Regions from separate parts of the Homo sapiens genome. Here all the other regions are linked to region 3. Evidence: read pairs that join two places in POLR2A ChIA-PET (ENCODE). Cell type or tissue: OCI-LY7. All regions are shown on one strand. Links, peaks and the distances in the headings refer to the core of each region. The heading gives the core; the rest is flanking DNA. Region 1 has its middle 8.4 kb from the start of SNX29-AS3. Region 2 has its middle 16 kb from the start of SNN. Region 3 overlaps SNX29 (sorting nexin 29). Region 4 overlaps SNX29 (sorting nexin 29).

Evidence for each region. Peaks named below come from ENCODE experiments on the same cell type or tissue, not always from the same donor. Only the 100,000 strongest peaks of a DNase experiment are listed, where the experiment ranks them.
Region 1: POLR2A ChIA-PET joins it to region 3 with 10 read pairs; 1 of 35 experiments calls an interaction of 5 or more read pairs at or near these places.
Region 2: POLR2A ChIA-PET joins it to region 3 with 14 read pairs; 1 of 35 experiments calls an interaction of 5 or more read pairs at or near these places.
Region 4: POLR2A ChIA-PET joins it to region 3 with 7 read pairs; 3 of 35 experiments call an interaction of 5 or more read pairs at or near these places.

The regions. Positions count from the first base shown.
Region 1 is chr16:12,615,557-12,623,427 of GRCh38, forward strand. No RefSeq gene overlaps it. Among named protein-coding and RNA genes, the nearest start is that of SNX29-AS3, 8.4 kb to the left of the region's middle. In OCI-LY7, for the core only: CTCF peaks have their summits at 4,792 and 4,997; DNase peaks (open chromatin) are centred at 4,175 and 4,785.
Region 2 is chr16:11,648,401-11,656,271 of GRCh38, forward strand. No RefSeq gene overlaps it. Among named protein-coding and RNA genes, the nearest start is that of SNN, 16 kb to the right of the region's middle. In OCI-LY7, for the core only: a CTCF peak has its summit at 3,589; a DNase peak (open chromatin) is centred at 3,591; H3K27ac peaks cover 551 bases.
Region 3 is chr16:12,546,953-12,554,823 of GRCh38, forward strand. The region is part of intron 20 of SNX29 (sorting nexin 29); the gene reads left to right. It overlaps SNX29-AS3 (SNX29 antisense RNA 3), which reads right to left. Exons shown (of 4, transcript XR_007064988.1): 4 at 1-7,514. Among named protein-coding and RNA genes, the nearest start is that of SNX29-AS3, 60 kb to the right of the region's middle. RefSeq lists enhancers at 138-257, 348-397, 678-747, 1,404-1,873, 1,984-2,123. In OCI-LY7, for the core only: a CTCF peak has its summit at 6,301; DNase peaks (open chromatin) are centred at 4,759 and 6,359; H3K4me3 peaks cover 1,249 bases; H3K27ac peaks cover 4,000 bases.
Region 4 is chr16:12,327,681-12,335,551 of GRCh38, forward strand. All of the region lies in intron 15 of SNX29 (sorting nexin 29), which reads left to right. Among named protein-coding and RNA genes, the nearest start is that of SNX29-AS2, 41 kb to the right of the region's middle. RefSeq lists an enhancer at 4,567-5,067. In OCI-LY7, for the core only: no CTCF peak of the experiment used is centred there; DNase peaks (open chromatin) are centred at 2,531 and 4,001; H3K4me3 peaks cover 1,777 bases; H3K27ac peaks cover 3,642 bases.

The DNA.
Region 1 (7,871 bases), core at 2,084-6,083, 68 kb after region 3:
AGATCGAGGCTATGATCTTACCACTACACTCCAGCCTAAAGCATAGGGTGAGACCGTGTGTTTAAAAAAAAAAAAAAAGTTGGGGGGTGGGGGGGTAACTCAGCATTGGAGATACCAAATGACTTCAGAAAATCCTTTTCTCCCATAAAGCAGAAGGGCCAAAGACCAGAAAAACATTAAAGGAGAAGAACCAGAAAACTAATAATACGGAGGACAAAAAAGAATGACGAAACCAATCCTTTCCCTAGTAATTGAAACAATTAACAAGGATATAGCTGAAGTAACTTGGAGCTGAAAATACTCATTTCATGGATCAGAAAGCATCAACAGAACAGGTGAAAGGAGATCTCTAGCTTGGCAAAGTTCTTATATAATCCTGCATATATCCAGGATAATAAAATGTTAACCACAATAGGCCGCAGTTTTTTTTAAAAAAATCCAGAATAGAACAAAGTTTAAAGGATTGAGCCATGACCTAACAATTTTATGCCACACGAAGCTACTGGTCTCATGTTTAAACAAGACATCATACAAGAAAGAAGAAAAAGTGACACTAACTCAGCCCTCTATATTAAAATGTGACATAAAGCTTGAATAGATATACTAATATCACCCTGCTCTAAGAATTAACCTCCGGTCAATAGCAACTGTATTAATAGCCTTAAGATGTCCCCAAGTATAAAGAACAAGAGACTCATGCTATCGTTTTTGGGTGGTGGGGATAGGGGAAAGACAGGGTCTCCTCTGTTAGCCAGGCTGGAGTACAGTGGCACGATCATGGCTCACTGCACCCTCAACCTCCCTCAACTCAAGGGATCCTCCTACGTTGACCTCCCCAGGCTTGAAAGATCCTCCTCTACACCTCAGCGTCCTGAGTAGCTGGGACTACAAGGCTGGTCTTGAACTCCTGGGCTCAAGCCATCTTCTCTCCCAAAGTGCTAGGATTACAGGTCTGAGCCCCTGCACCCCTCCCATTGCTACTTTTCAAAATTGCACTTGAGGTTGTAGCTTATGTAATAAGAATTTTAAGTAGCAGGGCGATACAAAATTGCAGTTGTTTACACATTATTCTCCAAGCTAGAAAATGGTCAGGAAACTGACATTTACTTTGAGCAGGGTAGTCCCATACTGTATCAACGTAAAAACGAACAAGTCAAATATACAACACAAAGCTTTTTAGAAACAATAGCCGCAAAGCTAAATCTTATTTTAAACGATCTATATAAAACTAAATTTTCACTAAATGACAGACTTGTATCACCCTCAAAGACTGTCAGTCAATTCTTCCCAAATTTTATGAACGTAATGCATCACAACCCTTGTTCCGTATGTCAATTCTTTGTAGAATTTGACCAACTTATTCTGAAACGCAGAAGAGCTAGGGCAGTTTTGGGAAGGGAAAAATAAAGGGAAACTTTGACCACTACAAACAAGAATCATATTACAAAGCTCTATGAAACCAGGGCAGGAATACATAAACCAAAGAATCAACACCCAAGTAGAGACAAAGGTTTGACAGAGGTTAAAGCGGGTATTTTCACATGAGCAGAGCAAGACTCAGTCTTAAAACAACTGCCTGTGCATCCAGAAAAACAGTACATTGGAACACTTGTCACACACAAAAGTGAACTTTAGCAAATCCTCGAACTATTTGAATAATGAAATACAATTTATAGACCTTGCACTATTAGACTTACAAATAAGTTTTTCAAAAACTATAGAAGAAATGACTGATGACCACAGTGAAGTGTTGAGGTTCTGCATGACAAAAATATGAACAAAGTAACACCAACATTCCAGAAGGTATTTGTAACTTACAGCAAATTGTTAATGACAAGGGTCCCCAAACCCCAGGCCACAGACCAAGAAACGTTCGTGGCCCATTAGGAGCAGGTGACACAGCAGAAGGTAAGCAGCTGGCGAACAAAGCGTCTGTATTTACAGCTTCTTCCCATTGGTCACATCACCACCTGAGCTCTGCCTGTCCATCAGTGGCAGCATTAGATTCTCACAGGAGAATGAACCCCTATTGTGAACTGCGCGTGTGAGGGATCTAGATTGCGTGCTCCTTCTGACAAGGTAACTAATGCCAAATGATCTGTCACTGTCTCCCACCTCCCACCTCCAGATGGGGCCGTCTAGTTTCAGGAAAACAAGGTCAGGGCTCCCACTGATTCTACATTATGGTGAGTTGTGTAGTTTCATTATTATGTCATAATTTTAAAGTACACGAGAAATGTAAGGTGCCTGAACCATCTCCCAAACTGTCCTCCCCTCCCACCAACCCCATCTGTGGAAAAACTGTCCTCCACACAACCGGTTTCCTGTTGCCAGAGTTTGCTGACTGCCAATCTACAATGTATGTGCTTTAGAGAACACCCCTTTTGTTTTTTACATTGGCTGAAACTGGTCAAGAAAATAGGCTTCTCTCCCCAAGGCCTCCCCATTTCCCAAGAAAATGAGATACTAATCAAAAAGTGGATATAAATAAGCAATTCACAGAAAATGCACTCACTGACCATATGAAAAGATGTTCACCTCATCAGCAATCAGGGGGCTATAGGTTAATGAAGTATTTCTAGCTATTAAATCACCAAAAGCTTAAATATGATCAGGTGTTCTCACACCTCACTTGTGGTCCAATTCCTATAACCGTTTTGGAGAAAATTTTGACAAAGAAATATGTGCATGCCCCAAGATGGAGCCACCATCAGTATCTCCGCTTGAAAAGCATTTACCCAAACATCAAGATGGCCTGGCCAGGGGCCTGAGCTGTGTGTAGTAAAGAAAAACAACAGGAAACCACCCAGATCGCGTCCAATTGATAGGATGGTTGTGTAAACTTTTATATATTTGGACCATAATAAACCAAGCAGTTAGAAAATTTCTCCGAGTATACTGATACAGCTGAGCTGCAAGCAGCGAAAAAACCAAGTTGCTGAATGATATGTACATGATACAGTTTATACCTAACAGTTGCTGAAAGCATAGATGTTAACGCATAGGAAAGGCCTGGGAAAGTGCACATGAAACTGAACAAGATCTGCCCCAGGGAAGGGGGAAGGAGACTGAGTCCTAGAATCATGGTAGGTGGTCATGGTACAGTGGGTAGCTAGTCAGACATGAGCAGGGAAGCAGCAGCCCCCATCCCCCCACCACCACCAGGAATGCCAGGGCACTACCAGGTCATGTTCTGGCAGTTGTTAATGGTCTGAAATAATTGGTCTCAGCCAGTGCCAGGGAAAGGCAGGCTTACAACAGATAGACACACCTGAGGGCGAGCACAGTTGCTCATGCCTGTAATCCCAGTTTGGGAGGCCGAGGTGGGTGGATCATGAGATCAAGGGTTTGAGACCAGCTTGGCCAACATAGTGAAACCCCGTCTCTGCTATAAATACAAAAATTAGCCAGGCATGGTGATGAACTCCTGTAGTCCCAACTACTCGGGAAGCTGAGGCAGGAGACTCGCTTGAACCCAGGAGGCAGAGGTTGAGGTGAGCTGAGATTGTGCCACTGCACTCCAGCCTGGGAAACAGAGCAAGAATTCGTCTCAAGAAAAAAAAAAAAAAAAAAAAAAAAAAAAAAAAAAAGACACCCTAAACTGGTCATCAACAGCTTACCAGTAAGATCTCAGGAGCTGGGCAAGTGGGCTCAAACATGCAGAGAGGCAAAATAGCAGAGTTTTAAACACTCGACTGGTAAGAGAAGAACACCTCAAGTGGGCTTGTGCACAGCTTCAGTAAGCACACTGGGCATGCTCCACTCCTAAGTGCTGACAGGCCCTGCACATGTGGACAGCCCACCCCAAGGGAAAAAAAAAATCAGGAAAGGGACCCAAGACCCCAGAAGCATGCCAACATACAAACCCATGTCAAAGATCAGCCAGTGCCCATCATCTCTCAAGTCACCCACTTGGCCTCCTTCCAAGTATACTTTACCTTCCTTTCATTCCTGCTCTAAAACTTGCCTTGGGCTTTCCTTCCACCATATGCCCCCTGGGTCAAATTCTTCTGGCTAGGTGCTGTCTCATGCCTGTAATCCCAGCACTTTGAGAGGCGGGTGGATCACTTGAGGCGAGGAGTTTGAGACCAGCCTGGCCAACCTGATGAAACCGTCTCTACTAAAAATACAAAAAATTAGCCAGGCACAGTGGCATGCACCTGTAGTCCCAGCTGCTGAGGCGGCTGAGGCAAAAGAATCGCTTGAACCGGGGAGGCAGAGGTTACAGTGAGCTAAGATCACGCCACTGCACTCCAGCCTGGGCAACAGGCTGGACTTTTTTTTTTTTTTTTTTTTTTTTTGACTCCTACCACCTCCCCCCACCCAAAACAAAAAAAAAAACCAAACACCTTCTGCAGGTGTTTACATTTGCTGCTATTAAAAGACTTTAGTCACACCAACAATCTTAAAAATCAAGACAAAGGATGAACCAACTGAGTAAAAACCCATTTAAAATAGAAATCTGTTTTGTCCCCCAGCTTTCCCATTAGTTGGATACTTACTTTACACTGCATTCTAAAAGCCCAGATGAGATCATCACCCAAGCAGTAAAAATGAAAGCATCAAAAAGGGTTCCTGAACATAGAGAAAATAGTTTATCTTTAATAAAAACCTTAACTTCTTTGTATCAAATAACAGAAGCCAAAAACCCAAAGGCAGAGAAATCTAGAAGAGCATTAAGTACATATGTAATATAGAAAGTTCTACAAACCAAGGTAGAAAAGACCAAGAATACTGTAATAAAATAGGCACACAATTTCCAGAATTAAACCAATAGACCCAAGAACATGTCTGACCTCACGTGGCAGGGAGAGAAATTAAAACAAATGGTAGAACATTTTTTTGGCTACCAAAATGGTCCAAATGAAAAAATAATGTTGACAAAGTAGGATGAACCATTCCCAGCAGTACTGTCCAAAGAAAATAGATACAAACCATATGTGTATCTTCTAACACTACCAGAACCCATTGCAGAAAGAAAAAGGTGCAATTTTAGTACTATATTTAAACACTATATCAGAAGTATTTCGAGTCACTATAAACATTTACGAGCTATTCACTTTTGGAGGGGTACTAATTCTTTCAAATTTGCCATGTGTCTTAGGCTCCTACTATATCTCAATCCAGATGCAAAATTTTACTACAAATTTAAGTTTCATAAAATTTTCCATTGAGAAGGACATTCATATACTTAAGTTGTTTCCAACATATTTAAGCTTCCCAGTAACAGAATGAGTAACAGGTCTTACAATTTATTCCAGAGTGGTTGAAATACAATTCAATCCAGTTACCTCGGTCACACCAACCTTTTTTGGGAGGTGGTGGTGGTTGTGAAGACAGGGTCTCACTGTCACGCACGCTGTAGTGGCAGGATCACAGCTCACTGCAACCTCCGCCTCCTAGGCTCAAATGGTTCTCCCACCTCAGCCTCTTGGAGTAGCTAAGACCATATGCATGTGCCACCATGCTTGGCTAATTTTTTAATTTTTGGTAGAGATGGGGTTTCGCCATGTTGCCCAGACTGATCTCAAACTCCTGAGCTCAAGTGAATATCCAATCTCAGCCTCCCAAAGTGCTCGGATTACAGGCTTGAGCCACCACACCTAGCCTTGACAACTCTTCAAGTGTATGAAAGCCACCTGTGGCTGGTGGCTGCCATACTGAAGGCTACAGTTCTAGAATAAGTGCACCCGCCCAACCCAGGTCCCGGCTACAAGTGGAGGCAGCTCTTTCCAGAGTTTCCCAAACCCTGATATCACCGTGCTGTCTGATCAACATTCCCTGCGATTTCCAGACTCAACCGTCCTGGCCTCATCCACAGGTGCCTTCCAGGCTGCCCTGTTCTTGCTGTGACTTTTGCCATGAGGCACATAGAGCAGTTTAGTCAATTGCTACCCTCTTCAGTTCTCACGCTGTAAATTGTAAACTATGGGAATAAGAATGATACTTAAAGCAACAGGCTCCTTTTACCAAGTAGACTGCATGCTAAATGCTTTGCATCCTTTGTCATTTGTACCCCTTTCTACTTATATGCAGGAAACAAGCTTAGAAAAGGACATCTTAGGGCCTCATTAGTAAGCAAAGAACCACTTGTCCTTGGAACTGGAGCGAACTGGCCCCAAACCCCATGCTCTCCCCCCTTCCTCACAGTTCTGGCCTAATTGGGTGTGCAATCTCCCTCCCCCAGTCACCCACAGTGGCTCCCAGCACTCCTTGGGGATTTGGGTCAGCGGGACACCGCCTAGGACACTGCTTCTCAGACATTAGGCCAAGATAGCACCAAGAAAAAGGAAACCCCCACATGGGAACCTACCCTTCTCTAGGTAAAGAGCTATTGTGCGCGATGCCTTAAATAGATGCTCATTTAATTATCACAGCTATTTCTCAAGTCAGAACTGTCATCACCATTTTACAGAAAACAAGTGAGTCAAAGGCAAACATCTGGGAAGCTGTGGGGCTAGGATTTGGTGGACTGCTACCCCAGCAGAAAACTGGGGATGCAGGGGTGAGTCCCACGAGGCAGGGTTCACCCCATGCCCCTCTTCCCGAGATGATCACAGTACTTGTCTCCAGGGTCTGTGGTCCTACCAGAGTCTAATCCACAGTATGTAAAGCAAGTTTTTTTTTTTTTTTTGGAGAAGGAGTCTCATTCTGTGGCCCAGGCTGGAGTGCAGTGGTACGATCTTAGCTCACTGCAAACTGCACCTCCTGGATTCAAGCAATTCTACCTCAGCCTCCTGAGTAGCTAGGATTACAGGCACCCACCACCACGCCTGGCTTTTTTGTGTTTTTGGTAGAGATGGGGTTTCACCATGTTGGCCAGGCTGGTCTCCAACTCCTGACCTCAGCAGATCCACCCACCTCAGCCTCCCAAAGCGCTGGAATTACAGGTGTGAGCTACCGTGCCCGGCCAAGAGCCCTTTCATTATCATGCACTTGACCCATGATGAGCCATTCTGGAAGCCACTGTGTTGGGATCATTCGGCCCCCACCTTGCTCTAGCAGTGCAGGAAGACCATCTCTATTTCCACACGCAAATCTCTTACAAGCCTATGGCCAAGGTGTTATCATTTCCATTTCACAGATTAAAACAATAACCAAGGTTACCATCGCATGTCTAAAACCACCAAGCAAGTCACCCGCAGAGTTGGGGCACTAAACCACACCCTGAAGCTGGGGTTTACTCTGAACACTTTTTAGGGGGAGGGGGGAAGGACATGGAGTCTCGTTCTGTCAGGAGGCTGGAGTGTACTGGCTGCAATCTCGGCTCACTGCAACCTCTACCTCCTGGGTTCAAACAATTCCCCTGCCTCAGCCTGAGTAGCTGGGACTACAAGTGCCTGCCACTACGCCAAGCAAATTTTTGTAGTTTTACTAGACACAAGGTTTCACCATATTGGCCAGACTGGTCTCAAATTTCTGACCTTGTGATCCTCCCACCTGGGCCTCCCAAAGTGCTGGGATTACAGGCATGAGCCACTGTGCCCGGCCTATTCCTTCATTCTTACAGGTGAACACCATTATCGGACACCTCCTGGGTACTGAGGCAACTGGGACACAGAAATGAATCAGACACGAACTTGTCAGAAAAAAACCTGAAAGCTTAAAAAGCAGCCCAAGATGGCTGTAGGTTGGACATACAGATAATAGAAACTAAGCCTATGAACGAAATCTGAACGCTGGCCACCGAGGCTGGAGTTCCTCAGCTACTTCACTGCTGTGCAACGGGTGCCTATCAGATGAAGGGCAAAAGCAGGAGACTCAGTCCTCCCTCTGCAGACCCTAAGAGGCCTTCGTACTTTTTATCATATATACTGTGAAAGGAAAATAAATCTCGGGGCCCCCAAATCACTGGAGAGAAAAGTCAACCT
Region 2 (7,871 bases), core at 1,413-5,412, 900 kb before region 3:
ATTTGGTGAAAACTCATCTCTACTAAAAAATACAAAAATTAGCTGAGTGTGGTGGTGCACCTGTAGTCCCAGCTACTCGGGAGGCTGAGACAAGAGAATCGCTTGAACCTGGGAGGCAGAGGTTGCAGTGAGCTGAAATCACACCACTGCACTCCAGCCTGGGAGACAGAGCAAGACTCTGTCATAAAAAAAAAAAAAAAAAAAAAAAAAGAAAAAAAAAAGGCCGGGTGCAGTTGCTCACACCTGTAATCCCAGCACTTTGGAGGCCGAGGCAGGCAAATCACAAGGTCAGGAGTTCAAGACCAGCCTGACCAACATGGTGAAACCCCGTCTCTACTGAAAATACCAAAATTAGCTGGGCATGGTGGTGCATACCTGTAATCCCAGTTCTCAGGAGGCTGAGGCAGGACAATCACTTGAAACCGGGAGGCGGAGGTTGCAGTGAGCCAAGATCATGCCACTGCACTCCAGCCTGGGCAACCGAACGAGACTCAGCCTCAAAAAAAAAAAAGAAAAAGAAAAGAAAAAATAAAATAAAACAAAGAAACTCTCAGAGACTATTGAGGTCCCTTCGAAGGTGAAGGACATCATGCAAAGACGTTCCTGTACTGACTATGATTCTGAGTGCTTTACAAGTTTTTTGATTGTTTGTTTGTTTGAGACGGAGTCTCACTCTGTTTCCTAGGCTGGAGTGCAGTGGCATGATCTCGGCTCACTGCAACCTCTGCCCCCCAGGTTCAAGTAATTCTCCTACCTCAACCTCTGAGTAGCTGGGATTACAGGTGAGCCACCACACCCAGCTAATTTTTGTACTTTTAGTAGAGATAGGGTTTCACCATGTTGCACGGGCTGGTCTTGAACTCCTGGCCTCAAGTGATCCATCCACCTCAGCCTCCCAAAGTCCTGGGATTACAGGCATGAGTCATCACACCCGGCCCTTTACAAGTATTAACTCACCCCTAGGAATATTATGCTTAACCTCATTTAATCCTCATAACATGCCTATTAGGAGGGCACGTGATTATGCTTCTTTTATACATGAGGAAACTGAGTCACAGGGAGATTACTAAGAAAATTGCCCAGGATCATGAAGCTGGTGGGTGGCTCAGCCAATATTTGCATTCGGGAAGTCTGACCCTAGAGTCCAAGGCCTTAACCATCTTCTGAGCTTCCTCTTCACTAACGTAGGTGATTTCACATAAAAGTAGAATAGGAAAACAAAGGAGGCCAACTGTCGTAGCTCATGCCGGCCATCCTAGTGCTTTGGGAGGCCGAGGTGGGAGGATTACTTGAGGACAGGAGCTTGTAACCAGCCTGAGCAACATAGCAAGATCCTGTCTCCATGAAAAAAAAAAATTAACTTAGCCAGGTGTAGTGGTGCACACCTGTAGTCCCAGCTATTTGGGAGGCTGATGCGGGGAGGATTGCTTGAGCCTACGAAGCTGAGGCTGCAGTGACCTGTGATCTCACTACTGCACTCTAGCCTGGGCAACAGAATAAGACCCTGTCTCAAAAAGAAATTTACAAATAAAAATTTAAAAGAAAAGGAAAATAAGCCGGGCACGGGGGCTCATGCCTGTAATGCCGGCACTTTGGGAGGCTGAGTTGGGCGGATTGCATGAGCTCAGGAGTTCAAGACTAGCCTGGGCAACATGGCAAAACCCCATCTCTACTAAAAATACAAAAATTAGCCAGGTGTGGTGTGTGGTGGTGCATGCTTGTAGTCCTAGCAACTCGAGAGGCTGAGGTACTAGAATCGCTTGAACCTGGGAAACGGAGGCTTTAGTGAGCCAAGATGGCCCCACTTTACTCCAGCTTGGGCAACAGAGCGAGACTCTTATCTCCAAAAAAAAAAAAAAAAAAGAAGAAGAAAAGAAAAAGAAAAAGAAAAGAAAGGAAAGGAAAGGAAAGGTCCAGAGGCTTGACAGAAACTCGGGAATGGTGGGGATAAAGGGGTGTGGTTCAGAACCATGGACAGCGCGCGCGCGCGCGCACACACACACACACACACACACACACACACACACACACACCACCAATCTTACCGCCTTGTTAGTACACAGTGCCTATAATCAGGGCTTTCAGAGGCTGACACCAGTGGGATCAGAGGCCAGCTGGGATGTGCTTGGCCCCATATCTTTTTTTTTTTTTTCTGAGACGGAATCTTGCTCTGTCACCCAGGCTGGAAGGCAGTGGCGCGATCTCAGCTCACTGCAACCTCCACCGGGTTCAAAGGATTCTCCTGCCTCAGCCTCCCAAGTAGTTGGGATTACAGGCACCCGCCACCATGCCTGGCTAGGTTTTGTATTTTTAGTATAGACTGGGTTTCACCATGCTGGCCAGGCTGGTCTGGAACTCCTGACCTCAGGTGATCCACCCACCTCGGTCTCCCAAAGTGCTGAGATTACAGGCCTGAGCCACTGTGCCTGGCCTCGGCCCCGTATCTGGGTTAGTTGCTGATCAAGCTTTCATGACACCCAGGCTCTCTGCCAGCCACATCTCACCTCCTCCTGACCTGCCTGGGGCCACCTAGGCTCTCTTCGTCAAGGCCACCCCTTAATAATAGGGATCGCCATTTAATTCTTGAAAATGCTCAGCCAGGTGGGAACGAGCATTCCCACTTCCCAGGTGGGGAAACTGAGGCTCAGAACGGTATCCAACTGCCGAGTTCATGCACCTGCGAAGCGGCTGCTTCTGGTACTGCGCCCTTGTGGCTCCCCATTGCCTCCCTCTTGTTGGCTCATGCTTCCCAGGAGGGTGAGCATGGGGTGCTGGTGGCCCTTGCTGAGAAGTGAGTCGCCCTCATTTTGTGTTTGTGTCATCCCCACAGCTACAGCTGGGAGCTGGGAGGAGGCATCTGAGCCGATGAACTAGGGGTAAGAAGGCTGCTTCTCCCAGCGAGAAAGGACCCAGCTCTCAAAGCACCTGACAATTCTACCTCCAGAAGATTCCTGGAACCTGTCCCCATTCCTTCCTCCCCAAAGCCCCAGCCCCAGCTCAGGCCATCATCAGCTCTTGCCCACACTGTAGGAGCCTCCTCCCTGGTCTTCCTGCCTCCTCCCTCGCCTCCCCGAATCTGCTTCCTGCAAGAGAGATGCAGACAGATGCCAGATACACTTTGAAAGTGGAATTGACAGGGCTTGTGACAAAATGGACAAATGAGTATATTTAGCTGCCACCAACAACGGTGTGACTCCCTTCTCTACCCAGGCCTAATTTTGTTTCTTTCAAGATAATTACCCAATAACGTGGGATCCTCAGGCTCACCAGAAGGCCCAGGCTGGAGGCCTTTCTGCTGGAGGCCATGTCAGGGGCAGCAAATTAGTGATTATGAGTGACGATTCTGCACTTTCTCTAACAATTAACGGGCCAGGAAATACAAAGGAGAGAACCGTTATAGACCAAAGGGGCTCTAAGAGATGTAGCAACCAAATGTGACATTTGGACTTTGTCTCTTGACTTGACCCAATGAACCATAAAAATATATTTAGGAAACAATGGAGGAGATATGGCATTTTTAGACGATATTAATGAATCATATCAAATGATACAATGCCGGAGACCTGAAATAGAATGATTCAGCAGGGGGCAGATGAGGAAGTGGGTGAGGTACAGCTGAAAAAAGGTTGTCCAGAGAAGGTTACACATTTCTCAAAAGACACACTTCGGCCGGGCGCGTTGGCTCACACCTGTATTCCCAGCACTTTGGGAGGCCGAGGAGGGTGGATCACGAGTTCAGGAGTTCAAGATCAGCCTGGCCAAGATGGTGAAACCCCATCTCTACTAAAAATAGAAAAAATTAGCCAGGCGAGGTGATGGGCACCTGTAATCCCAGCTATTCGGGAGGCTGAGGCAGAGAATTACTTGAACCCGGGAGGCAGGGGTTGCAGTGAGCCGAGATCGCGCCACTGCACTCCAGCCTGGGTGACAGAGCAAGACTCCATCTCAAAAAAAAAAAAAAAAAAAAAAAGACACGCTTCAGGCCCGGCTCAGTGGCTCATGCCTGTAATCCCAGCACTGTGGGAGGCCAATGCGGGAGGATCACATATACTTCATCACAGAGGTTCATGCCTGTAATCCCAGCCCTTTGGGAGGCTGAGGCAGGAGGATCTCTTGAGGCCAGGAGTTCAAGAACAGCCTGGGCAACTTAGTGAGACCCTGTCTCTACAAAAAATAAAAATTAAAAAAAAAATTAACAAAAAGAAAAGATCGCTCTCAAACCGGGTGTGGCAGTGTACACCTGTCGTCCCATCTACTGGGGAGGCTGAGGCAGGAGGATCACTTGAGCCCAGGAGTTCGAGGCTGCAGTGAGCTGTGATCTCACCACTGCACTCCAGCCTGGGCAACAGAGTAAGACTCTGTCACTAAAAGAAAAGAAAGAAAAATAAAATAAGATACACTTCCCATGATCACAGTAAATAGAATATGTCTGGAAACTGGGCCAGCCAGCAGCTCACAGGTGTGAGAATATGGTGGTGGTCCACCCCAGGGTGGTATCACTTGTTGATTATGTTTTTTGGTTTTTTATTTTGAGGCAAAGTCTCGCTCTGTCACCCAGGCTGGAGTGCAGCAGTATGTGATCTTGGCTCACTGCAACCTTCACTTCCTGCATTCAAGTGATCCTCTTGCCTCATCCTCCCAAGTAGCCAGGATTACAGGTGCCCGCCACCACGCCCAGCTAATTTTTGTATTTTTAGTAGAGACAGGGTTTCACCATGTTGGCCAGGCTGGTCTGGAACTCCTGACCTCAGGTGATCTGCCTGCCTCAGCCTCCCAAAGTGCTGGGTTACAGGCGTGAGCCACCACGCCCAGCCAGGAGTGAAGGTTTTAGAGCCAACCTGCCTGGTTCAAACTCTGCAGTGTGTAGTGTGACCTTTGGCAACTCACGTTCCCACTGTGTGCCTCAGTTTCCCCACCTGTTAAATGGAGGAATAACAATCTCTGCCTGACAGGGTTGTGGTGAGAGTTACAGGACTTGAAACATAGAACAGGGCCCAGCATGTCAAAAGCACTAAATAAATGTTAGTTCCGATTCTTGCTGTTAGGAAATATTAGGGTGTTTTTATGATTTTTTTTTTAAACTTTGTGTTTATCTGAACAGATTCAGACTCCCTCCCTGGGGGAAGATACAGGGAACCTGGGGGGTTTGCTTATTTTTAACAGATTTATTTAGTTATAATTCACATAGAATTCACCCATGTAAACCGTACACAGCAGTGGTTTTTAGTGTATCTGCGGACTTGTGTATCCATCACTGCGATTTTATTTTATTTTTGAGACAAGGTTTCCCTCTGTCACCCAGGCTGGAGTGCAGCGGCATGATGATAGCTCACTGCAGCCTCGATCTCCTGGGCTCAAGTGAGCCTCTGGCCTCAGCCTCCCAAATAGCTGGGACTACAGGCATATGCCACCACACCTGGCTAATTTTTGTGGGTTTTTTGTTTTGTTTTGTTTTTTGTATTTTTTGTAGAGACAAAGTCTCACTGTGTTGCTCAGGCTGGTCTCAAACTCCTGAGCTCAAGCAGTCCTCCCACCTTGGCCTCCCAGAGTGCTAGGATTATAGGCATGAGCCACCGTGCCTGGCCCATTACTGCAATTTTAGAATATTACCCCAAAGTAGGATACGGCTTCAATGTGGGTAGGTGGGTGGTAATTCTGACCTCTCTTTCTCTCTCTTTTTTGCCTCAACCTCTTAGGCTAAAGCAATCCTCCAGTCTCAGCCTCTCCAAGAGCTGGGACTAAAGGTACCACCATGGCTGGATAATTTTCTTATTATTTTTTTGGCAGAGACAGGGTCTGGTTATATTGCCCAGGCTGGTCCCAAACTCCTGACCTCAAGAGATCCCCCTGCCTTAGCCTCCCAAAGGGCTGGGATTACAGGGGTGAGCCACTGCACCCAGCCCCCTCAGCCTTCTTATGATTTCTCTTATGGCCAAAGGTGTGGGCCATGGGGGCACCATCTGCCCACTGCTCCCCTGGGGTGGGACCAACAGGCAGTTCCCATAATATTCTTTAAGGCACCCGTGAGCTGCCAGCTGGCCCGGCTTCCAGGAGCGTTTAGTTACTGCAACCACGTGAAGTATGTCTTTAGAGAAAGGTGCCCACAGACCTCAGTGTGGCTTTCTCTAGATCAGTGATAACCTGCCACAGTTTAATTTCCTTCTTTTCTGTCCTGAGGGAGGGAAAAATGATTACAGCCTACATGGCCAGTGTTAAAGTTGCTGCGGGGCCCATCGAGGGCCATTGAGTGACTGGCAGGCCATTGACAGCCCCGGAATAGAGGGCAGCAGAAGAGAGGAATCAAGAATGGCTCTGGTGTCGGCCGGGCGCTGTGGTTCACGCCTGTAATCCTAGCACTTTTGGAGGCCAAGTCGGGTGGATCAGTTGAAGTCAGGAGTTTGAGACCAGCCTGGCCAACATGGTGAAACCCCATCTCTACTAATAATAACAAAAATAGCCAGGCATAGCGGCCACGCCTGTAGTCCCAGCTACGCAGGAGGCAGGAGGCTGAAGTGGGAGGATCTCTGGAACCCAGGAAATGGAGGTTTCAGCGAGCTGAGAGCTCACCGCTGCACTACAGTCTGGGCAACAATGTGAGACTGTGTCTTAAAAAAAAACAAAAACAAAAGCAAAAAAAAACTGGGCACGGTGGCTCATGCCTGTAATCCCAGCACTTTGGGAGGCCGAGGCAGGTGGATCATGAGGTCAAGAGATCAATACCTTCCTGGCCAAAATGGTGAAACCCCATCTCTACCTAAAATACAAAAATTAGCTGGGCGTGGTGGTGCATGCCTGTAGTACCAGCTACTCGGGAGGCTCAGGCAGGAGAATCGCTTGAGCCTGGGAGGCGGAGGTTGCAGTGAGCTGAGATGGTGCCACTATACTTCAGCCTGGTGACAGAGCAAGACTCTGTCTCAAAAAAAAAAAAAAAAAGATTGAGAATGGCTCTGGGGTATCCGGCTCAGCGACCAAGGAGCTGACAGTGCCATTTACCGAAGGGGGCAGGTAGGAAAGGGGCAAGTGAATCCACAGCCCCAATCTTCACAGAGGTGTTGTGAGGCTCGAATGAGATCTCACAGGCCTTTGGGGTCAGATGCAGCTGGGTTCAAATCCTGCCTCCTGCCTTCCGAGCCAGGTAGTCCTGAGTCAGTGACTCTGAGTCTGGGTCTCCCAGTCTGTGAAATGGACCGTGAATCCTGCCTCCGACGGGTGGGCTGTGAGGGGCAGAGGGGCCCAGGCTTCCGGTGCCCCCAGCACAAGACCTGGCGCGTGGTAGGTGGTCCATGCCTGGAGCAGAGTAGGAGGTCCGTGGCCTTAAGGGAGGTGAGTATTCGTATCCCCCACTGGCCACAGATCCTGCTCACACTCCCCTGGGGGAAATTCCAGCTCAAAGAGTACCTGTCTTGGGGCTGGGAGAGGCAGAGACCATGGAAAGACCCCGAGAGACCGGGAACTGCCTGTGAGGGGTTTTCCAGGCTGCAGAGAGAAGAGTCTGACAGGCGAGGGGAGGTGAACACACCACCCCTGCTTGAAACCCTCCATGCCTCCCCAGGGTCACACTCCCCAATGTCACTCACCTTCCAGGCCTGGCCCACACCCTCCAACCCCATCTTCTCACCCTCCCAGCCACCCTAGCCCTCTATGTTCCACCTCAAGCCTTTGCACTGGCTCCTCCCTCCTCCAGGAATGTTCTTTCCCTATTTTTTTCTTTTCTTTATTTATTTATTTTGAGACGGAGTCTTGCTCTGTCACCCAGGCTGAAGTACAGTGCCGCAATCTCGGCTCACGACAACCTCTACCTCCCAGGTTCAAGCAATTCTCTTGCCTCAGCCGCCCGAGTAGCTGGGATTACAGATACAAGCCACCACGCC
Region 3 (7,871 bases), core at 2,488-6,487:
CCCCTCCATCCACCCATTCCTCCAATTAGTACTTACAGTGCACCATTTCAGATCCTGATAGTTCAACAGCAGATAAAGCATCTGTTTTCATGGGGGACACAGACATTGAATAGTGAGGCAGACATGCCTATGTGAGGTGGCGATTTCCAGTGAAAAGACAGGAAATGACATCACAGTCATCACAGAGGGAAAGAAGCCTGCTGGGGATGTGCTGTTTATGGTCTAGGAAGATGACAGGGATAGTTTGACCCGAAGTGGAGACCTGAGGCAGGGAGCCAGGCAGTGGACACAGCAGGTGCAAAGGTCCTGCAGCCTTGAAGAGTTGGCCCCTGGGAGAAACAGCAAGGAAGCCAGGGTAGCCCAGGAACAGAGAGGCCTTGCAGCCAAGGGAACTCTAGCTGCCATGTGGAGTCAGCAAAGGGTAGAGCTTTGTTATGGGTGATAGAACAGGTAGTTAGGGGACCATGTGGGCACCCCGGGGAGAGGGGATGGTGCCTCAGGCAGCCTGGGAAGGGGTATTCTCAAAGTAGAACTACCAGAACTTGCTGGTTTCAATGTGGGTGTGAGAGAAAGAGGAACTGGAAGAACAGAGTCCTGAGCTGTGGTTAACATCCCCCTCCCTCACGAGGATTAAATACACCCCCACGAAGTCAGCCTCAGCACCACTAAGCTGTCCCATGGGATGGAGATATGATTCCCACCCCAAGCACCATCTCCTGTAATAAAACCTGGCCCCCGCGTTCCTGTCTGGGATCTGCATAGCATGGCACCCATCACTGCCCCTCTAAGCCTCCTCCTGTGAAGCTGCAGCTGCTCACACTTGCCTGGCTACCGAACAGAATGGGCTCAAGAATGCTCTGCAGGGACAGCCTTACTGAGCCCCAGATTCCAAACTGGAGTTTAGCAAAATGAGCCACTTCCTTCAGCAGCAGTTCTAGGGCTGTATAGGAGCTGCTCTTAGGGGTTCAGGGATACCTCAATTCCCAGTCTGCCCTCAAGGTGCTCAGTCTTTTGGGAGACAGCATGGCACAGGGGTCTCGAGTGAACGTGGCATCCTGGACTTTTGCACTGCTCATATTGGTAAGGCAAGCACCACCCCTGGCACACACACGGTCAGGCATGACATAAAAAGATGTTGCTAAGGGACATTGAGGTCTATTTCTTGGGACAAGTAGGAATTTTCTATCCCTGTTCATTCTTCATCTTGGCCACACACATTTGCTCTCTTGCTCATCCCACAGCGCCTCCCACAAGGCCACGCTGGATCCTGCCACAGTGTTAGGTTACATTTCCTTCCTTCTGGCTCACCAGATGTGGACCTGACTGGGAAGGCTGGAAGCTACTGTCCCTGGAGCCCTACTCTCCTGGCTTGGTGCCTCCATGGGGAATGACAGTGGGCACTCTGCACCCACATGGAAGGGAGTCCCACACCTTCTAAGGTCTCCTTTGTAACCTACCTCTGGCTCCCCACTGTGCCACATCCCTGTACCATGGCATCTGTGTCTTTTGGACAGCACCGGGCTTTCAGGATGACTAGTCAGGGTTGTCTTGTCTGGACCAGATGCTTTGAGGGTGCAGCCTTCTGGGAATTCCCTCTAGGGATTTTCTATGATGCTGGCTTCCCTGTAAGTCCCACTCCAGGCCCGGGTACTCTGTCCAAGCCCCACAGCAGAAGAGGCTCTTCAGGGGCCTCATTTGGTGTCAACTCAGCAAGAAGTGAAGTTTAAAGCCCAGAGCACTGCAGGGCATTGTACTGGTGTAGGAGGGGTACATCCAGGGCTCCAAGGTGTTTTCTGTGCTGAGCTCATCTCTCATCCCCCAGCCACCACAGTGCTGGGTCATAGCTGGGCTGTTGTTTTCCTATGGCAGGCCCAGCCCTGTCTAGCTCTCAGTTCCTCTGCTCTGCAGCCAGGGCCCTTGGCCTGAACCCTACACATAGCAGCACTCACTCGGGCTGTAGGTATTCTTCAGTACCTGCTATGGCCTGGCATTTAGGGAACTCTCAAGCAACAGCACAAGTGAGGCCCCTGCTCTCCCGTGCTTTGGGTCCGTTGTAACAGCATAAAAAGCTTGTGGAGTATCTTAGGTGAGTCCACTCTTGCAGCTGGGCAGGCATCATAGTGTTCGGCTCCCTGTTACAGTGTCATTTCTTGGGGACATAGCAGATGGAAAATTCTGGGGTAGTTTTGATTTAGCAGTTATCACATTTGCTGTTCATGGAGTGTCTGCAGGGGCTAGGCACCCCTCACGATGCTTGTGTCTGCCAGCCATGGTGGCTCATCCCTGTAATCCCAGCACTTTGGGAGGCTGAGGTGGTAGATCACTCAGGGTCAGAAGTTGGAAACCAGCCTGGTCAATATGACAAAACCCCATGTCTACCAAAAATACAAAAATTAGCCATGGGTGGTGGTGTGCACCTGTAGTCCCAGCTACTCAGAAGGCTGAGGCAGGAGAATCTCTTGAACCTGGGAGGTGGAGGTTGCAGTGACCTAAGATTGCACCATTGAACTCCAGCGTGGGCAACAGGAAGATCCTCACACATACAAAGATGTTCATGCCATTTTTCATCCTCTATCTCAAATAGCCAGTAAGGCATGGAGTGGGCTTCCACCCTGGGACCCCAGCCCTAAGACCTGCACCTTTTTCTACTCCAGAGTCCTTGCCCTCCACACGCTCTGTAAAGAGCATAGCTGCCGAAACCAGCTTGAGGCAGTCCCAAGGCCCGGCATCTTGATGTCGCAGATGCTGCTTGGGGCCAGGAGAGTCACCCTACAAAGTGTGTTCCAGCATTTACTTTGAGACCTGTTGGTGATTAGCAGGTGATTTCTACTTGCAGACAAGGCCCATCATGGCTTCTGTGCCCTGTGTGGCCAGGCCTTGCCTCCTTGGCCGCATGACTGTGGTGAAACAGCCAAAGATGGTTCAGACTAGAACAGAGATCAGAAAATGATGGCCCACAGGCCAAATCTTACCCTCCACCTGTTTTTTATAAGTAAAGTTTTATTGGAACATGCCCAGTCATTCACACTTCATGTATAGCTTCTTATTATAAGGGCAAAGTTGAGTTGTAACTGAGATGGAATGCCTCCCTGGAGCCTAGTATGTTTAGTCTCACCCTTTATAGGAAGTTTGCCAACCTATGGGCTAGAATACTGAGGCTGATGTACACTCACATGTAAAGGGAATACCTTCCATACCGCATGTAGTGATATGGAAAAAATCTCCATGACATTATTACTAAGAGGATAAAGCATGGAAGAGTACCACACAATACCTTTCTAATTTTAGAAATAGCAAATATGGGCCAGACACAGAGGCTTATACCTGTAATCCCAGTACTGTGGGAGGCCAAGGTGGTTGGGTCACCTGAGGTCGAGTGTGAGACCAGCCTAGCCAACAAGAGGAAAACCCATCTCTACTAAAAATCCAAAAATTAGCCAGGCATGGTGGTGCACGCCTGTACTCCCACCTACTTGGGAGGCTGAGGCAGGAGAATCACTTAAACCCGGGAGGTGGAGGTTGGAGTGAGCTGACATTGTGTCATTACATTCCAGTCTGGGAGACACAGTCTCAATCTACAAAAAAAAAAAAAAAACCAAACACCAAATATGAGGATATATACTTCCACCGGTGCATACATACGTGCTTCTATGTGTAATGTATACCTGTAGAAAGACACATTAAAAAGTAACCGTCACTTAGTGGAGGACCAAGGTGGGAAGACTCACTTTTTCATGTATTCACCCCCCTCATGCTCTTATTCTACACTCCTGTGTTGCCTATTTAAAAAAGGTGATAAAATAGTTGAAAAAGTGTAGAGGCTGAATAGCTGAGATAAGGAAGAGGGAGCCAAGAATATGTGTTAATTTACCTTTTTACAGATGATTTTTGAGCAGTATTTTCATGATAGACTTTCTGGGAGGAAACCTGTGACGGGAGGGGAAGCTCAGAATTGCTGGTTTTATTTAAGTGGAAATAAATTTTTAGTTGAATCATAAAGGTAGAATGGGCTTAGGGCACAACAAAAAGCTGTTTCTCAATCTAAATATTTCTTCTCTGGCCGAGTGATGGGCTTCTAAACAAGGTGTCATCCAGATGAAGGAAGTGGGGTGTTTTCATCTCCATGTGATCCTCTCTTTGCTTGGATGAAATCTGGTGTGAAATAATGGAACAGTGGTCCACAGCTGCCAGGAGAATCTCAGAAAACCCTCAGTACCATCGTGCAGACTTCCCCACAGAGAGCCTTTAGGAACACACTGCACTCAGATTTGCCATCTTCTGAGGACAGTCTAAAAATCACTGCTCCGGAGGTTCAGACACCGTCAAATGTTTAACCAGTTTGTCAGCCCACCAAAAAGCCACTTGTAACCTCAGAGATATGTGGAATCATTCTTTTGGGGGCTAGTCTTTCCATTTGCAGAACTTCCCCAACAGTAGGATTGCTTTCAAGTTGGGGTCTCAGCCACAGCTTGCACATTCGATCACCCAGCATGCTTTTAAAAATACAGAGGCCAGGCCCTGCCTGGTTAATGCAACATTAATCTTTGGGCCTCAGCATCAGGATCTTTTTAAAGTTCCCCAGGTAATTCTAAGGTGCATGCAAAGTTGAGAAGCCCTGCTTTCAAAAGGCTGGAACAAATTCTGGTGTTACAATTAGATCTGAGTCTGAGGCATCAACCCAGCAAGTATTTTCTGAGCTTTGGTTTCCGTTCCTGTGCAGTAGGATAAAAGTACCACCCTCCTTTCAGGTGGTGAGCCAACTTGTGAATGGGGACAGCTGACAAGAAATACTTCCTGGCTGCCTTGTACACATACCAGGGGCCCGCTTCAGAAGCACATGGGCATCAAACTTCTGTATCCCCGCCTCAGTTTTGTCACTTAGCTGCTGCTGGGGACACAGGAGCAGGCAGGTGATATTTCTAGCCTGTCTGCTCATCTGTAAGGTAGGGATCTCTATACCCTACCACACAGAGCCACTGTGAGGATCCAGTGAGATTCCCCAGCCAGGCTGTGCCCAACACAGTGCCATGTCAAAGTAGCTCCTGCTGGTCCCTGTCTCTAAAAAACGTGGCAAGTCCAGGCTCAGATGGGAAGGATTTTTGGGGCACTGAATCTCTGTCTCAATCACTCAACTGTGCTATCCTCAGTGAGTGTAACCATGGCTGATACGGAAATGCCTGAGAGGCCACATTCCAGTACAGCTTAATCTACTAATCCTGCAGAAAGGGAAACAACGGCAGATAAGGCAGGGGAGGGCCGTGGAGTCAGACATCCAGCACCATGCCCCAGCTTTGCCTCCTAGGGGCTCGTAAGCCCTGGCCAGTTAACTTCTGTGCCTCAGTTTCCTCTTCTAGAAGAGGTGATAATGGAACTCCTCTCCTGGCTTCTGTGAGGGTTTAATAAGCCAATACACGTGTAAGACAGCAAGCATGGTACCTGGCGCAGAGCAGTGGTGAGGACGTGGTCAGTTCTTTTGGCTCGAGAGCTGGAGTGAAATACCTCGGGTCCATCTCATCACCCAACGATTGGGCCTCAGGAATCTTGCTCAAAAATAGCCTGCCAAATGGGCCTTCATTTCTCAGTGATGTCCCCAGCACTGGCACACAGGCCAGCCAAGTTGCTGCCCTCATGGAGTTTATATTCTCATGGGGATGACTAAAAAAGCAAAAACCAAACACCAAACAAATGGAAGGATTGCAATGGGAGACCCAGGCCATGCAGGGCGTTTACAAGGGTCGGGGGAAGATTTAGATTGGGGGACTGATAGAAGAGACATGGTATCTCCAGTGAAATCACTTCTGATTTAAGGTATGAATTCATCTCAGCTCTGGGCTTTCAGTCATCCTGGAGGAGAGAACAGCCAACAGTGTGACACCTGACCTGCCAGAGAGGAGAGGGTGTGGCAGATGGCAGGGCCTGGGGAGACATGGACATGGAGGCAGGAGATAGGCAAGGGCAGCAGAGCTGATTGCTCCTGGCCTTATATGCCACGTCATCAGGAACATGGATTGTATTGAGTGCAGCAGGCACTGTCTGAGGGGCTGAAATCAGGAGAGTGGGATTAGATCAGCTTTAAGAGGCTGGGGACACTAATTGGAGATGGTAACTGCAAAGCAACACTCACCTGCATATAGTTCAGGCTTGGCCTGGGGCTTTCAGGCTGGGAGGGCCTTGGGCTTCTGGCTCACAGCTCTGGGGTCCTTCCTGGGATTTTTGGATCTTTAAGTCAGTATACAGCTGCAGTTATTTCCAGTAGCCATGCTCGCAGATGGGGACTTGAGAATACAGAGAGAGATTGTACAAGACCACTGCCGCCTAGGGGCACAGAGTAAGAGGAAAATGAGTGGGCACCTGGCCCTGGGAAACGCCCTAACAAGGCAGGCAGAGAAACCAGCTCGTCTTCTCAGAGCTTGCCAGACATGCTCTCAAGTTGAACATATAAGTAGTTCTGGTGGTTGAAAACCAGGTCTGACACACTCCAACCTGCTGAGCATGGTGTAGACCAGCTCAGACCAGCCCCAGCTGCTTAGACCAGGCAGGGCAGGTGCACACTTGCCATCACAGTGCTGGAGGAGGGACCCCACAGAGCACTGCAGGGAGCTAAGCAGGAGCTGTGGGCTCTGAGGATGCTTTGTTCCCCACCCCCCACCCCTGCAAGATGGAATTTTGTGCTTGTTGCCCAGGCTGGAGTGCAATGACGTGATCTTGGCTCACTGCAACCTCCGCCTCCTGGGTTCAAACAATTCTGCCTCAGCCTACCACGCAGCTGGGATTATATGCACATGCCACCACCCCCAGCCTAGTTTTTTTCCTTAAGTACAGACAGGGTTTCACCATGTTGGTCAGGCTAGTCTCGAACTCCTGACCTTGTGATCCACCCACCTAGGTCTACCGAAAGTGCTGGGATTTCAGATGGAGTCTCACTCTTTTGCCTAGGCTGGAGTGCAGTGGCATGATCTCCGCCTCCTGGGTTCAAGCAATTCTCCTGCCTCAGCCACCCAAGTAGCTGGGACTACAGGCATCCACCACATTTGGCTAATTTTTGTATTTTTAGTAGAGACAGCGTTTTAACCATGTTGCCCAGGCTGGTCTGTAAATCCTGACCTCAAATGATCCTCTCACCTTGGCCTCCCAAAAGCACTTGGGATTACAGGTCTAAGCCACCATGCCCAGCCTGGATGCTTTGCTCTTTACTGTGTTTAAGTAAATGAGCAATGTGTGAATAAGTTCTGGCTTAAACCATTTGAACGATGAGCATATATAGAGCAAAACGTGAACATCTCCCTCGGCTGCATCGTCTCTGCCTTTTGGTGCATCTGTGTATACATGGGTGCTTGCTTCATATGAGGTTTCAGTTTTAACTAAAATGGGACCAGATGTCTTTTGTTCTGTAGCTTTTCCCTTACCTGTGTCTTGAAGGTGTTTCTGTGCCCCGTGCATGGGTGTGCATCGTCTTCTGTAATGTCAGCGTGTCCTGCTGTTTCCGCACACCTGCCATGCCAGGTCCATGGGTCCTGCACATAGGCATGGAGTGGTTTCCAAGCTTCCTCCGCAGCAGGATGCTGCATTGAACATTCTCGCCCACGTTTTTGTGAACTTGTTCAACAATTTCTTAAAGCTGACACCAAGACTTGGAGCTCCCAAGCCAGAGGAGCTCACTCACACATACCTGCCTCAGTTTCCCCAGGTTTCACCAGTTTGTGCATTTGCTAACCACAGGGATGCCAATTCTCAGCATCCCTGCCCATGCCTGGTGACAGCTGTCTTTCAGTCTTTCAGTTTGCATTTTCCTTAAGTGTATTAGAACGTGCTCTCTCCCCCGCCATAGAATGCAATTGTTTATTCTAGAAATTTGTATTGAGCACCTGCTC
Region 4 (7,871 bases), core at 2,283-6,282, 220 kb before region 3:
TCAGCCTATAATAGATGGAGTTGCTTGGCACATGGAAACAGAGCCGGAGAGAGACAGAGAGAGGAAACCAGAAGTCAGGCTGTTGATGCTTGCAGGGAGGACAGGCAGGAAGGGTCCTAAATTGGGTCCCCTGTTGAGGTCACTCCCATGAGGTGACCATTTGGGATTAGGTCTGAGCATCATTCTACTGAGGGCCAGGTGGACAGGGCCCTTCCTGCCACCATCCTGCTCATGGCACCGTCCTGTGGATTTCCGCATAATCTCCGTGTGGAGTTGAACCCCACCCGGAGACCATATTCAGACACTGTCAGCTGGTGGCATGAGCAGTGTCACAAAGTCAGACTGTTGTGGGTTTCTAAAGCCAGCTTAGGCAGGACACCACTTTCCAGAGCCTCGGGTTGCCCATTGGTAAAATGGAGCTGCACATACCTCTCCCTTGTAGTCGTGGGAAGATTGAGAATCTGCATATGGCACGTTTGGCACAGTGCCTCCCGCAGAGTAGACCTCAATAAACTCTAGTTGTTCTTTTATCCTAGCTGTTGCTTTTATTATTTTACTACTACTGTTTGTATTACCCTCAGCCAGCGATGTTTCTAGCTTGTTGATATCTCTTGGCCTTTCAGCTATAGATTATTTATTGTAGCAACTAACTTGAAAAGTGATGCATTTGTGGTTTCATGTATCTTAGAAGTAAAGAAAATTCTTCTACAAGCCAAACAGAAAGCCCTTGGCTGCCTCACATCCCCAGTGACAATATTTTTCACAGTGTTAACAACTCTTAGAAGCACAGGCTATGACCTCTGCCCCAAAGCACTTGACTCTCAGCCAGGGTGAGGCTGTGGGCAGGAGGACTTCTGGAACATGAGTGATACCTGTGTGCCCAGATTCCTCGTTCTCTGTCCCCAGAGGCCTTGGTTCTCTGACTTCTCGGTCAGCTCCACTGTCTTACCACATTCAAACCTTTCTTGGAAAAGAATCGTTCATCCTTTCACTTGGATGCCCTCTAAATTTGAACACATTTCTATCACAGTCTGCTAAGTCTTATTTTCATCTGTGTATCTCTCCCTGTTTTACTCAGACTTTTTTTTCATTATTGCCACAAATGCTTCTTTAAATGATTTAGGCAAAGATGGAGTTGATTGGCTCATGTAACAGACAATTCTGAGAATGCTGGCTGAAGGTATGGCTGGATGTGGGAGCTGAAGCGATGTGATGTCGGGACACTGTCTCCCTGGTTCCCTGGGCTCAGTTTCCTATCTTGGCTTCATCCTTGGTGGGCTTTTCATCTACAGTGACAAAATAACCCCCTGGCCAGGCATGATGGCTCACACCTGTAATCCCAACACTTTGGGAGGCTGAGGCAGGAGGATGGCTTGAGGTCAGGAGTTCAAGACCAGCTTAGGCAACATCAGGAGACCCAGTCTCTACAAAAAATAGAAAACAAAATTGAGCTGGGCATGGTGGTGCGTACCTGTGGTCCCAGCTACTCAGGAGGCTGAGGCAGGAGGATCTCTTGAGCCCAGGAGTTCAAGGCTGCAGTGAGCTATGATTATGCCACTGCACTCCAGCCTGAGCAACATGGTGAGACCTTGTCTCAAAAAAAAAAAAAAAAAAAGTGAAAAAATACCCCCAGTAGCTCTAGGCGTCCATCTCAGCAGCTTAGCAACTGTAGGCAAAGACCTGGGATGGATACTGGGTTGCTACTAGCAGCTGTGTCCAGTTGAACTCTCCACAGGCAGGTGCTGGCTTACTGGGTTTTGTCATCCCAGCCACTTGCATGGTGCCTGGCACATAAACCGCAGGACTGACCAGTGTTGTCTGGTAAAGATAATTTGGTTCCTAGCTGGGAACTAGCCCTCCTCTTAATGGTTTTTATGATTGTATTTTTCAGTGGCATAAATGATTGGAGAGTGATTTGTACCCCACACAGCCCTATGCAATAAACAGGAGTGTGTATTACCTTCGTGTCTATCCATGCCAGCTGCTAAGCATGTTTTTCTGCTATGCGTTGGCTCACAGTTCACTGGCAACGAGTCCTCTGCTTCAGATCACTCAGGTGGGATTGAGGTGTTGGCACACATGCCAAGTGGCCCTTCTCTTTTCAGCTTCTGTTGAATGACTTGACTTGTATTTTTCAGACCTGTTCTTTGAATAGCACAAAGATCACTGTTCCTCTTTGACAAGAGCTGTTTTTTTCTGAAGGGACTAAGACGCGTTAACAGTTATTTATACCCTGTCTTGTTCCAAAAGGCATTTGAGTGGCATATCTTACAGATAGGTGCAGGAGCTTGGGCTGTTGCGTCTGAGACACTATCCTGATGGGCACACTCCTCAACATCTCTGAACCTCATTTTCCCTGTCTGTGAAATGGGGATAATGAAGACCCATTGCAGAATGTTGTTTTGAGAATTAAATAATTTACAGCTTAAGTATTAGTCACTTTTGTTGTTGTTGCGGGAGGCTCAGGATCAGTGATGTGAAACAGTTGGCCTGGTGCCTGGGACAGAGATGTGCTCAGGAAATGGTGGTCCCCTTGTGGCCTTGAGTAAACGACTTAACCTCTCTGTGCCTGTTTCCTCACCTGGCGACCAGCCTGACCAACATGGCGAAACCCCATTTCCAGTAAAAATAGAGAAATTAGCCAAGCATGGTGGCGGACGCCTCTAATCCCAGCTACTCGGGAGGCTGAGGCAGGAGAATCGCATGAACCCAGGAGGCAGAGGTTGCAGTGAGCTGAGATCACACCACGGCACTCCAGCCTGAAATGGGCTTGACGGTCATAAGTAATGATAGTTAACACTCACGCAATGCATCTGTGAGCCACGCTTTCACTGCGAACTGTTTAATCCTCCCGACAGCTCTGGACGACAGGTGGTCACCATTGTCACCTTTTTACAGAATATGGAAACTGAGTCCCAGTGGGTTGAAATAGTAGCCTGAGGTGACATCTTTGCAGGCAGCGGAGCCAGGCGGCTGGACCCCAGAGCCCTGGTTCTTAACCAGCACGCGAGTCCTGGCGGCGCTTGTGGCAGGTTTCAGGGCTGAGGGTGGCATCCTTGCTCCCAGAAAATCACTTCAGATATTTTTAGGCCTGGATTCTATTTGGTCACTCAGCAGCCCAGTGTAGGTCTGGCGGATGGAGGAGTTTGGGTGCAGCTTCACGTTCAGATGGAAAAGCTGGTCTTCCCTGCACTTGCCTGCAAAGGCTCCTGGGGCAGAGCCCTGACACAGAATGTGGTTGGCCACTCCAGGCATGCTAGCCCCCTGGCTTATAGGCTGCAGAAGGCTTCCTTGACTGTTGTCCACACACTGGGAGCAATTCAGTTTCTCATCTTCTTTGGGCCTCTGTAGCCAACTACAGTTCCTTGCTTCAGAGCCTGTGTCTGTGTTTGGAAGGGGGCTGTGGATTGCACCCCATGGGCTCCTACCTTGAATCCTCTGCTGGTATGAGCTTGGCAGGCCTGACTGGCCCTTCTCCAGAGAGAGCTTTGGCCTCAGCTGCTGAGCCCAACTTTCCAGGCTGCTGGGCTTGGCTGCCCGGTTTCACTCCTAGAAACTCCTACACAGAGATCATGAGATTTACAGGACAGAGCCTTCTCTACGTGCTCCAAGTGGGTCCCTTGGTCATGCATTTCTTGGGCCTAGCTTGGTACCAGAAAAAGACACAGAAGCTGTCTAAACTTTGATTTAATTTTTATTCATTTTTACCTGGTCTTATTCCAAAAAGCATTTGAAGCAGCATAGCGTACGTATAGGTGCTGAGAGCATGAGGTGTTGTATCTGACACACTGTGTCATTGTGGGCATGTTCCTTAATGTCTCTGAGCCTCAGTTTCCCCACCTGTGAAATGAGAACACAGAAGACCTGTTCCAGAATTTTTTTGTTTTTGAGATGAAGTCTCACTCTGTTGCCCAGGCTGGAGTGCAGTGGCAGCGATCTTGGCTCACTGCAGCCTCTGCCTCCTGGGTTCATGCAAATCTCCTGCCTCAGTCTCTGAAGTAGCTGGGACTACAGGCGCCCGCCTCCACACCTGGCTAACTTTTGTATTTTTAGTAGAGATGTCGTTTCACCATGTTGGCCAGGCTGGTCTTGAACTCCTGACCTCAGGTGATCTGCCTGCCTCAGCCTCCCAATGTGCTGGGATTACAAGTGTGAGCCACCATGCCTGGCCAGAATATTGTTTTAAGAATTAAACAATTTGGCCAAGCACAGTGAATGCCCCAGGAACCTTAGCAGGCAAGTGGTGGCGCACGCCTGTAGTCCCAGCTACTTGGGAGGCTGACACAGGAGGATCGCTTGAACCTAGTAGGTGGAGCCTGCAGTGAGCCAAGATCATGCCACTGCACTGGAGCCTGGGTGACAGAGCGAAACTCCATCTCAAAAAAATAATAATAATAAAGAAATAATTTACAATGTGAGCATTACTTACTTTTGCTGTTACTGATGCTGTTATTAACATTATTACTATTATCCTCATCCTAGAAGAAAATTGATGGTCAGGGAAAATGAACTTTCACCTGACTCAGAGCCAGGTGTGCGTGCGGTGTGTGCACTTGCGTCCTTGTGTGTGTTTGTGTGTGTGTGCACGGGCATATGCATGCACAAGTGCGTGTCTTCAGCTCGTTGCCAAATGGTTGCATCTGGCTTTCCCCTGCATGAAGCTCCGTCATTTTCCATAGTTTCTGAGCAAATTAACTTTGGCATCTAGCTGGGTTGCTCATTTGCTAGTCGTGCCTGTTAGGAAAGGCTTGTTAAAGCTGTGTTATTGGTGGCGTTTTAAAAATGTGTTACTCTCTTTGTGCGCCTTTTGCCTGTTAAAGTGATGACTCTATCCTCCCCCGTCCTCGTCATATTGAAGGCCATGATCACAAAGCTTGAGGAAGACCCAGTGCTGCATGGTGGAGTGGTTGTGAGCTCCCCCGAGGTCCATGGGCAGGTGCTTTTGACGCTCAAGAACCCCGTCCTTAGGCCCACCTTCCAGGTCCACCTGCATCCCAGCCCCTGGCCGCCACCAGGGTTGGGCACCTCTGTCTTTCTCTTATCCTCCCAGCCTGATCTCTAGCACTTCCCCATTCCTGCCCTTGGTTCTTCTGGCCTCTGGTCTCCTCGTCAGTCCTCACGGTCCTGTCTGCTCCTCTTTCATTTCGTCTTGGCTGCTGTTGCCCGCCTGCTTCGTCACTCCATGTGCCCTCGTCCTTCAAGCCTCACCTCCAAGCTCACTTCTCTCCTGGGCCCGCTTTGAGACCCTCATGGCCACCCCTGCTCGTGCGGTTAGTGTGCATGTACAGACGCTCCGCAGGCAGTATTTCAGAGGGGAGGAAATGGAAGAAGGGAGGAAAGAATGAAGGGAATGGAGTATTTAGCATCCTGGATATTTAGCAGTGTGCATTTGTTCATTCACAAATGTTTTGCAGGCAATCAGTTAATTTTTTTTTTTTTTTTTGAGGCAGAGTCTTGTTCTGTTGTCCAGGCTGGAGTGCAGTGGTGCGATCTTGGCTCACTGCAACTTCCGCCTACCAAGTTCAAGTGATTGTCCTGCCTCAGCCTCCCAAGTAACTGGGACTACAGGTGCGTGCCACCATGCCCGGCTAATTTTTGTGTATTTTAGTAGAGATGGGATTTCACCATATTGGTCAGGCTCGTCTTGAACTCCTGACCTCGTGATCTGCCTGCCTCGGCCTCCCAAAGTGTTGGGATTACAGACGTGAGCCACCGCACCTGGCCGCAATCAGTTAATTTTTACAACTCTTAGGATGTTGGTAGAGTTTTCCCTGTTTGAGAGAGAAGAAAGCTGAAGCTCAGAGATTAAGTAATTTGATCAATTACATCTGATCAATGATCAGTATGGGTGTGCTGAATTCAGTGTACCTTTGTTCATTCAACAACATTTATCAAGCACCTGTGATGGGCCTGGTGCTGTCTAGGTGTTGGGCTTGTAGCTGTGATGAAGAGGGTGTGATTTCCTCTTCCCCAGGGCTCCCAGTCCGGACTCTCTAATCTTTTCATGGCTCCTGATAAGAATTTCTTCCCAAGCAGGTGAGAAGGTCTTATTACTTCAGCCATTATCTGTATCTCTCACAGAGCCTATGTCCTGGGGACTGGGCAGGAAGGAGGGTCCTACCCTGTAGGATGGCTGAGGTAGAAAAGGCCATGTTTAGCCAGGTCCATTCCAGTTATTCTCAGAGACCCGAATGGAGAATGACAGGTGTGGCTGCCAGGCAGATGCATCCCGCGTTTCCGTGCCCTGCATTTATCTTTGCCATCTCACTGAAATGAATGTAACCTCATGGGGATGTTCCTTGTCTTCCCCTGTGGCTGATGGGTGTGTTTGTTAAATATCTGGGATGTTTAATTTTTAGACGGCCTTGTAGGGAAGCGAAAACATGGCTCATCCCTTTCAGCTAGACGTAGGGAAACACTTCAAAGACACTGTCACCTCTGAAGCCATCCACTTTAGGTCTTTGAGGTTTTGAGTAAAGACAAGTGCAGCAAAATGACAAATGTTGGTTTAAAAACCTAAGCAGTCTGGAGATCTTTGGGATGGCATGTTTTGAAACAAAGCACACCGCCAAGGAACTCGCTTAGCTTGGGGCAACTTTCACAGCAACTGTTTGTTGGTGGGTCCTTTGGTAGAGAAACATGAGAGACTTTGAGGTCTGGGGCTTCGCTTTTGTGAAGCTCTGTCTTCCTGTGTAGGTGAGTCCCACCTTGGGGAAAAAAATCATCCCCGGGTGCATTCGAATGTTCTTTTGTGTTCGGCACCGTGCAAACCACTTTGCATGAATGATTTCACTTAATCTTGATGCATAAAACAGGGACACAGGGATGCTATTCTGATGACAAAGTATCCTTCCCCGCAAACATTATGGGACCCCTTTAAATCAAAGATAAGAATCTGGCATCCTGGGCTGCATATAGCCCATAGATCTGTTTGATTTGGCTAATTCGGTTTTTAGGATTGAATTTATTGACAATGCTGAACATTCGGGCCATTTCCCATAAAGCTCACTATTTCCAATTTCCCTTGAGAAAATGGAAAGCTCCCACATAGGTGGGTGTGTTCACTTGGGGCTCAGTAGTGGTGGCCCTGTTTTCAAGAGGGCAGTCCTCACCATGTCACCCCATCCCCACCTAGCCTGCTTCTCTCAATTATTTTACCTGCCTGGTCCCTATAGGCATTTGTGTCAGCCCCTTTTGCTTTAAGTTATCAGCCCCAGAGCCTTTTTTTTTTTTTTTTTTTTAAAAAGCAACAGTCTTTCAAATTTGATGTCATACACAAACCTTTGGGCCTGTCATCGACTGAGCATTCCGTCAGCGAATATGCGTCAGAAAACAAACCCTGCCAAGATGCATGTGAGGGGAGGTTGACTGTCGCTTCACTACCGTTCCTGTGGGAAATGACATCATCTGCAGCAGGGGAGCAGGACACTTAGCAGCACTTCCCAGAGTGGTGTCCCAGGACAGAGGGGCTGCAATCTCCAGGAAGGTGGATCATCATCTCGCTATTGTCTTAAATGTCTGAGTTATAGATCTTTGAGGGCCTTGAACTCCAGGACAGCAGGGAGGTAGGGGGAGGAGTCATCCAGACTTGGAAAAGATTCTTTAATTTTACTTGAAGTGAAACTCTTGCTGCTGGGAGTATAAGAATTCATTTCATCAAGCAAAAAAAGCTCAAATCAGTGATGTTTAGTGGTGACTATAAGGCCAGGTGCAGTGGCTCACACCTGTAATCCCAGCACTTTGAGAGGCCAAGATGGAAGGATCTCTTCAGGTCAAGAGTTCAAGACCAGCCTGGGCAACATAGGGAGGACCCCTCCCACCCCATCTCTACAAAACATTAAAAAAATTAGCTGGGCATGGTTGCATGTGCC